Regions from separate parts of the Mus musculus genome. Here region 2 is linked to region 1. A link is a contact called in ENCODE Hi-C data. All regions are on one chromosome and are shown on one strand. The core of a region is the stretch at or near the end of the contact, and the rest is flanking DNA. Distances in the headings are between cores, read along the strand shown. Region 1 holds the start of Snrpa1 (small nuclear ribonucleoprotein polypeptide A'). Region 2 has its middle 44 kb from the start of Gm33234.

Evidence for each region. Hi-C counts contacts between places; a loop is a spot of excess contacts on that map.
Region 2: a map of left cerebral cortex shows a loop between it and region 1 (3-fold over the local background). The contact joins the enhancer-like site here to the promoter of Snrpa1 in region 1. A Hi-C loop is called at or near these places in 7 of 37 maps with a recorded cell type or tissue (Patski and left cerebral cortex).

What each region holds. Positions count from the first base shown.
Region 1 is chr7:66,058,297-66,061,929 of GRCm38, forward strand. Snrpa1 (small nuclear ribonucleoprotein polypeptide A') reads left to right here and starts at 2,040. Exons shown (of 9, transcript NM_021336.4): 1 at 2,040-2,396. The coding sequence starts at 2,315.
Region 2 is chr7:65,736,077-65,739,709 of GRCm38, forward strand. No RefSeq gene overlaps it. Among named protein-coding and RNA genes, the nearest start is that of Gm33234, 44 kb to the left of the region's middle. Within about 2 kb of position 1,740, at least 1 of the 3 ENCODE cell types and tissues checked has a DNase peak (open chromatin) inside an H3K27ac peak, as active enhancers do.

The sequences.
Region 1 (3,633 bases), core at 790-3,289:
GTGTTTGCAGTTGAACAACAGATAGTTATGCTATTATGACCAGGTTATTGCTTTCATTTGGATATAAGGAGATGTGACTGTGTGTCAAATTGGCATGGGGTGACACAAGCTTTTGGTCTGGATCTTGAGACATAGTCACCATGAAGAGCTTAGGTCCAGGCATGGTGGTGCACACCTTTAATCCTGGCATTCAGGAGACAGAGCCATGCAGATCTCAGAGTTCAAGGTCAGTCTACAGAGCAAGTTTCAGGACAGCCAAGTATTAGGCAGTGGAGTTGAAAACAGAAAGTTGGTGATGATGTAATAGAGGAAGGGGGCCGTGCTCCTGCCCCAGCAGAACTCCGCAGCTTTACCCATGTGGCTCTGCCTTTAGAGTCCAGAATAGAAGGGACTTCTGGTTGGCCCATGATACTGATTAGCTGGAGCAAAGAAATTAGCAGTGACTAAGAAGAGACCAGCATTACTGGAGTGAAATCTTCTGGGAAGTGTGTTCTGAGAGCCCAAAGAAAATGTGTTCCAGAGATAGTCAAGGTTGTACCTCATGCTGCAGCTGGACTTGGTAATGTATAAGAATCACCCAGGTGATGCTAGTTTTGAAGGCACAAAGGGATTACGAACAGCAGCTGAGGCTTGGCACTGTGAGAGGCCAGGGATGGTCACTGGTGAAGGTGTAGCCTCAGTTGGAGTTGATGGCCCAGGGCTGAAGGGGTCACCACTACATAAACTCACTCCAATAATCCTAGCACATGAAGATGGAGGCAGGAGAGTGAGCTGTTCAAGTTCCTTCTCAGGTCAGTCATTCCATGACTCAGCAGGTAAGAGAGTGTGTACAGCTCTTTCAGAGGACCAGAGTTCAGATCCCAGCAACCACGTGTAACCCCGACTTCAGAGTATCTGGCACCTCTGGCCTTTGTGGGTATCTGCACTCATGTGCCCAAAACCACAGAGATATAACAAATAATTTCTAAAAGTATTTTTAAGAGTGTTTTCTGCTCATGCTGAGGACCAGGGGTTGACTTCTAGCACACATGTCCAAAGGATCACAACGGCCAGCTCCAGGGAATTTTAGGCTGAAGCCTCCCCTGCACCTATACACAGGTGGGCATGTACATTAATTAGTAAGCTATGATTTAAAAAAAATACGCATATGATTTCGTGCATTTAAGGCTTGGCACTGTGAGAGGCCAGGGATGGTCACTAGTGAAGGTGCAGCCTCAGTTGGAGTTGATGGCCTAGGGCTGAAGGGGTCATCACGTATACACAGGTGGGCATGTACATTAATTAGTAAGCTATGATTTAAAAAAATATGCACATGATTTTGTGCATTTAAGCCTTTGGAGACAGAGGCCAAGGCTCTGCAGGTATATTGTATTCACTGTGGGGCACTCATCACATGGCAATTTCTGATATGTGTATTCCCCTGCACTTCGTATGAATTTTTTTGGTGTTGTTTGTTTGCTTGAGATAGAGTTTCTCTGTGTATCCCTGGTTGTTCTGGAACTGGCTCTGTAGGCGAGGATGGCCTCTATCTCCGAGATCCACCTCCTTCTGTCTCCAAACTGCTAGGATTAAAGGCATTCTCCATCACAGCTAGTCAATATGAATATCACTTATGGTTTATTTTATTTGTGTGTGTGTGTGTGTGTTTGCGGTTGCCGGTGTCTGAGGAGGCTAGAAATGGACGGCAAATCCCCTGAGGCTGAAGTTACAAGCAGTTGTCAGGTGTCCAGACGGATATTGGAATGCCAACTCAAGTCCGTTACAAAAGTTGCAAGTGCTCTTAACCTCTAAGCCACCTGACCAGCGCTTTGGTATGAACACCTAAATGTCTACAGGCTACAAGTTCACCCTCAAGCTTTAAGGTGACTGTACCAGGTCAGAAGGGTTCTGTTTTAAGGCAATCCAGCCTACGGGTCCTGCCCCTTACCTGCGGAAGCCCAAGTTAGACATTTAGGAACTTGACTTTCAGGAGACTTCACAGTCTCCGCCCCTTGTTGGGTGGAGAAGGGAGAGTAGTCCCAACTACCCCTCCCTTGAGGTTCACTGACGTGAGACAGAGCATCCCTCGCGTGTTCTTATCTTTTGGATTAAAAAAACTGGAATCTGGGCTCCCCACACTCCCAGGCACGCTCAAGCCCAGAACCCAGAAGCAAAGACACGGGGGCTACGTCTTCGATTGCTTTAGCCTGGCGGTCGAGCTGCGCGGGGATACGATTGGTGCTGTCTGGCGGCGAGGCGCGGTGCACTGTGGGACACGGCACTGGCGGGAGGCGCAGGCTGGTGTCGGAGGTGAGGGTCCGCGGGCTGCGACAGGATGGTGAAGCTGACGGCGGAGCTGATCGAGCAGGCGGCGCAGTACACAAATGCCGTACGGGACCGTGAACTGGACCTCCGGGGTGAGTTAGACGGAGCGCGGGCTGTGTTCCGGCCCCGGCGCGTGGCTGCGGGAAACCAGCCCCGCCGCGTGCGCAGAGGCTGGAGCCTGGCCCGTGGGCCTCCACCCGGGCTGGGCGCCTCCGATCCACCGTCCCGCAGGGCCCTTTGGGGCTGTTTGTTACCGGCGTTCCGGCTAGCAAACACGGCGCCTCGATTCCTTCCCCGGACCGTACTCACTAGGCATTGCCCCGCTCATCGAGCAGCTTTAACTGTTGGAGGACTAGGAAAATAGAAAACGCTACGGACAGGCCGGCTGCTGGCTGGTGTTTTTTGTTTGTTTGTTTGTTTGTTTGTTTGTTTGTTTTTTAGCAAAAGCGTTAATGTGGCACCTGAGGGTAGGGTGGATATGTACCAGAGTTACCTTAATTGCCCCAATAATTCCGGTTTGGTTTTGTTCATTTGTTTTTGAGACAACGTCTCGTGTATTCCGAGCTGACTTCAAACCGTTATATAGTTAAGGTTTATCTCGAACTTCGGACCCTCTTGCCTCCACTTCCTGGGAGCTGGGTTTAAATGCCTGCACCACGTTTATATGGTGCTTTGGATGAGCCCAGGGTTTCATGTCTGTCAGGAAAGCACTCGCGCTACTGAGCCAGACCCGCAGCCCCGGATAATTTGGTGTTTTCAAGATTGAGCTGTTTGACCGTGGCATAATGGTCACTTCTGTGTGTGGGGTGGCGGAACTCACCTGTTCAGTTCTGACAGAAGTAGCACTTGATTTTTAAAACATAGAACTGAGAGGTAATCGTTAACTATTCAGGAGATGGCTTTGGAAGGGGTTAAGATTATAAGACTGTGACCAGAGGCAATCAAAGTCTCGGGGGCGCTGTGCACTGCCATTTTTGAAAGTTTCTTCCTGCCTATGGGAAATCCTAGTGTTCTTTGTGTTTGTTGAATGAAATTAACTTTCTTGGAGAAAAGTCCGGTTCAGGAGCATCTGGGTCCTTTCACTGTCTTGGCACAGTTTTGATGTCTGCTGTCTCTCTGAAAACCGTGCAGTCTGGAGAATGCTTATTCTGCTACCATATCTTTTATTGCACTCCTTCACAGCTGGGTTGTGTCCTTCCTTATAGTACCTAGCTCAGTGACGAATGTGAATACCTCATAGACGTTCTTAATAAACCATGGGCACCAATACTAGTAAATATGCCCATCTGTTCTTCCTCTTGCCTTCAGCCTCTTCAGTTTTACTTCAAG
Region 2 (3,633 bases), core at 490-2,989, 320 kb before region 1:
TCACTCTGTGTATTGGTCCGTGCAAAGGTTACATGTAAACACTACAATTGTTTTACGTGCCACACTTGAACACTGCAAGGATTGGGATCCTAGAACCAGTCTCAGAAGGTACTGAGGGACAACAGTCAGTGTATGCATACACAATGTACATTGACACACGTACATGTGTGAATGTCTGTAACTGTGGGCGGGTAACTATATGCTCACGTGTACACCTGCACATTCCTGCAGGTCTGTATATCAGAGTGTGTTGGTGTTTTTCTATCCATCGTTTCTGGTGGCTGGAACCTTGCTTTTAACCTGTCATCCACCTTTCACTAACAAGACCAAGAAGAAAAGGCACATTGGCTAACATGTCTGTGAATTGGTGGCTTGGCCACACTTGGGATAAGGGAAAAGGTGAGACGAGGAAGGACTGACTAGACAGGAGTCTTCCTGGACAGCAAGATCCCACAATCTGGCCATTCCTGCAGGTCCGCTAAGCCAGACTTGCTGTTTGATATTCTGGATGAAGCCAGGAGACAGGCAGCAGGCAGGGTGGGGAGGGCAGGTCCAGTGCTGGCATCTCCATCTGGGGTTGGGGTCGTCTCTTCTGAGAACATCCCCTTTGGATTTACCAGAGGAAAATCTTGATCCTTTGAGGACCCGCACCACAATGTGGTGTTTGCTAAGGCCTGGACTACTGGACCCAGGATGGGCCCCAGCTCCAGGCTGGAGGGAGCAGGAGAGCACGGTCCTAGGTGGAAGATGGGAATCCCCTTGGCAGCGAGTCAGGGGTGAGGGTGGGGGCACTGGCCATAACTTTCTAGGGTCTCTGTCCATATCTCTCTGAGTTAGCCTCACATGTATGCTCGGGGATCACTTTCATGGACCATCTTCCTAGTGTCTTGCCGAGGAAGAACCAGGCTAAGGCTACCTTCACACTGACCACACCCAAGCTGCAGCCTGGATGATGCTTGTGAGTCTTGGTGCAGCTTCATTCCCTGGACAGCACAGGCCCCAGGCAGGCAGCAGACTGGGAACCTCGACCCAGGCTTCCCCACTCTGTTTCCAGCCAGCTGGCCCCTTGGTGGCACTGATCACTCCCTCGCAGAGGATACCTTAGAAAATTTCAGGAGTGGGCACAGGGAATATTTTTATCTCTATTTGGGAATAGCTCCTCTGGGGTTAATGTTAGAGGCTCTTTGATCCCTGGGAAACATGCAAGAGAAAGGTCAGGTGGCTTGCCTGGGTTTTGTTTTCTGTAGGGGGAAGGCTGGGCTATCTGATAGCATTCTGTGATCTGGACCCGCTGCTGGTTCCCAGGGAGTATGCCGCTGGCTCCAGCACGGCTGCTTCAGTTAGAGGGCCCTGTCCTTGCTTCCATGACCTTGTTCCACCCTCATTGGAACCATGATTCATTGGGCATGTGTGGGCGGTGGATGATTGGCTCTGAGTCCCTTGGCTAGCGAGTAGTGAGGTGAGTTTTGAAGCTTGCACACCTAGGTATGGTTGCCTGATCCCAGTCACCTCAGCCATACTTGGGAACAGTGTCTACCAAGACACTCGTTGCTCTAAGAAGCATGGGGCCTGGTAACTGACGCTGCTGTCCAGAAGTGCACGTGTTACCAGGCACGATGGAGGGCAGATAAGGTCACAGTGGAAGACAGGAGCGACAAATGTGGTCAGTGAAGGCTCCTCCTGACCCAGGTTCACCCCAGCAGGCCATCAAAAGACCGCCTTTGCTCCCTGAAGAGGCCAGCCCTGACAGAAAGTGTACTCAGCACCTTTGGCATGTTGCCCAAGGCCTCTGTCCCAGGGCTGGCCAGCAGCTGGTTTGTAGTACTCAAGAAAAGCCAACTTTTAAGTGATCTGGAATTTTTGCGAACCAGTTGTTAAACACAGGCATGTTAACCATTAATTATTTGAACTTGCAATTAAGTATGCTATATGAGAACCAACACTTCCTAATTAATTTTACCAAATTATTTATGCTTAGGGCTTGTATCTGTGTGTTATATCAATAGAAACTGTAGATAATGGTAGCCACAAGACATCTCTCTCTTCCTAAATCCATGTTCTGTGATGTGTTGACAGCTGGAAATTGGAAGTAGAAGGGATATTGGCCAACATTACAAGTGAGGGCTTAGATGTTGTTTTGTTGATTTTTCTAGACTGTGATAAGAAAATAACGCAGATTTAATTTAAAAGTTCATCATGGAATCATACAAAGTAGGCTAAATCTGACCAGGAGACAAACATCACTCAGGGGAACTTAATATAGAATTATTAACCACAATAAAAGTACAATCTATTGGGGAGACTTAGGAGAGCTACCCACGTATGTAAAATGCTGTCATGGATACAGACTTCATTGGACAGAGTGATAGCCAGCTACAGAATGGTCCAGAAGGGATCCACATAGCTGAGACCAAAGTGGGCAGCCTGGGAGTAGGTGATTAGCAATTGAAGTTCTGGGTCTGCAGATGCTGAAGGGGAAGCTTGCAAAGGTGCCTGCAACTGGTGGGACCTGAGGCACCAGGCAGGCTTCCTGGTAGGCTGGGACCAGGGTCTGAGCAGAGAGGGATGAATACAGTACTTACCAAGTACAAGCAAGGTTGTGGATGGATGGTGTTCTCAGCCTGATGGCCCAGCAGATTCCACCAGATGTCCTCACATCTGCATAACTGACTCTTCCCTCAGCCACCCAGAAACAACGGGAAGCCTCATCCACAAACCATCATGAACTCATGGCTTAGAGTAACACACAGAGATTCCTCTTGAAGCTTGGGTGTCAGAAATGTCAAAGCACTTTGGCTCCAGCTGTCAAGGTTTTAGGAGGGTCACTCTCTCGGGCTATAGGAGGGAAACCACTTACCTACCTCCCTCTCTCCAAGGCTGTTTAGAGCCGAATTTCTCCTAGCTCTATTTTTCATTGTCAAAAGTTGCAGCTTTGAGTGGCCAAGATGGCCGAGTAGGTAAAGACACTTGTTTGATAAGCCTGAGAACATGAGTTCCATGCCTGGGACACACATGAGAGAGGATGGGAATTGAGTTTCAAAAGCTGCCCTCTCACCTCCACATTCATACTATGGTATATAGTGTGTATGTGTGTGTGTGTATGTATGTATATGTATATGTATATGGTGTCTGTGCATGTGTATGCATATGTATATGTAGCATATATCCATATGTATGTAATGAATATGTATGTGTGTATATATAATGTATATGATATATGTGTATATGATGTATGTTTATATGATGCATATGTATATAACGTATATGTATCTGTATATATGTAATGACAATTTTTGTGTAGCAGCTTGGTATTTTTAACCCTCTGTGTCAAACATCTCTGTGTCCCCTCCCAGGAGGACACTCCTGATTTCATATAAAGGTACTAGACTGACCCAGGATAATATTTGCAAAGTCCCCTTTACTATGTACAACAACCACAGGGTTTGTGGGCTAGAACCTGGCTGTCTTTGGGACACACTACCTCACTGCATATTTGAATGAGGATAAGAAAATGAACACACTGAAAAATCTGAGACCATAGTGCCCAGCGCCAACTGGCTTAGGAAACGCCAGAACACTTACCTGAGCTGATTTGGCATAGAAGTCATTAGGTCATTGATAGGTAAGTGAAGT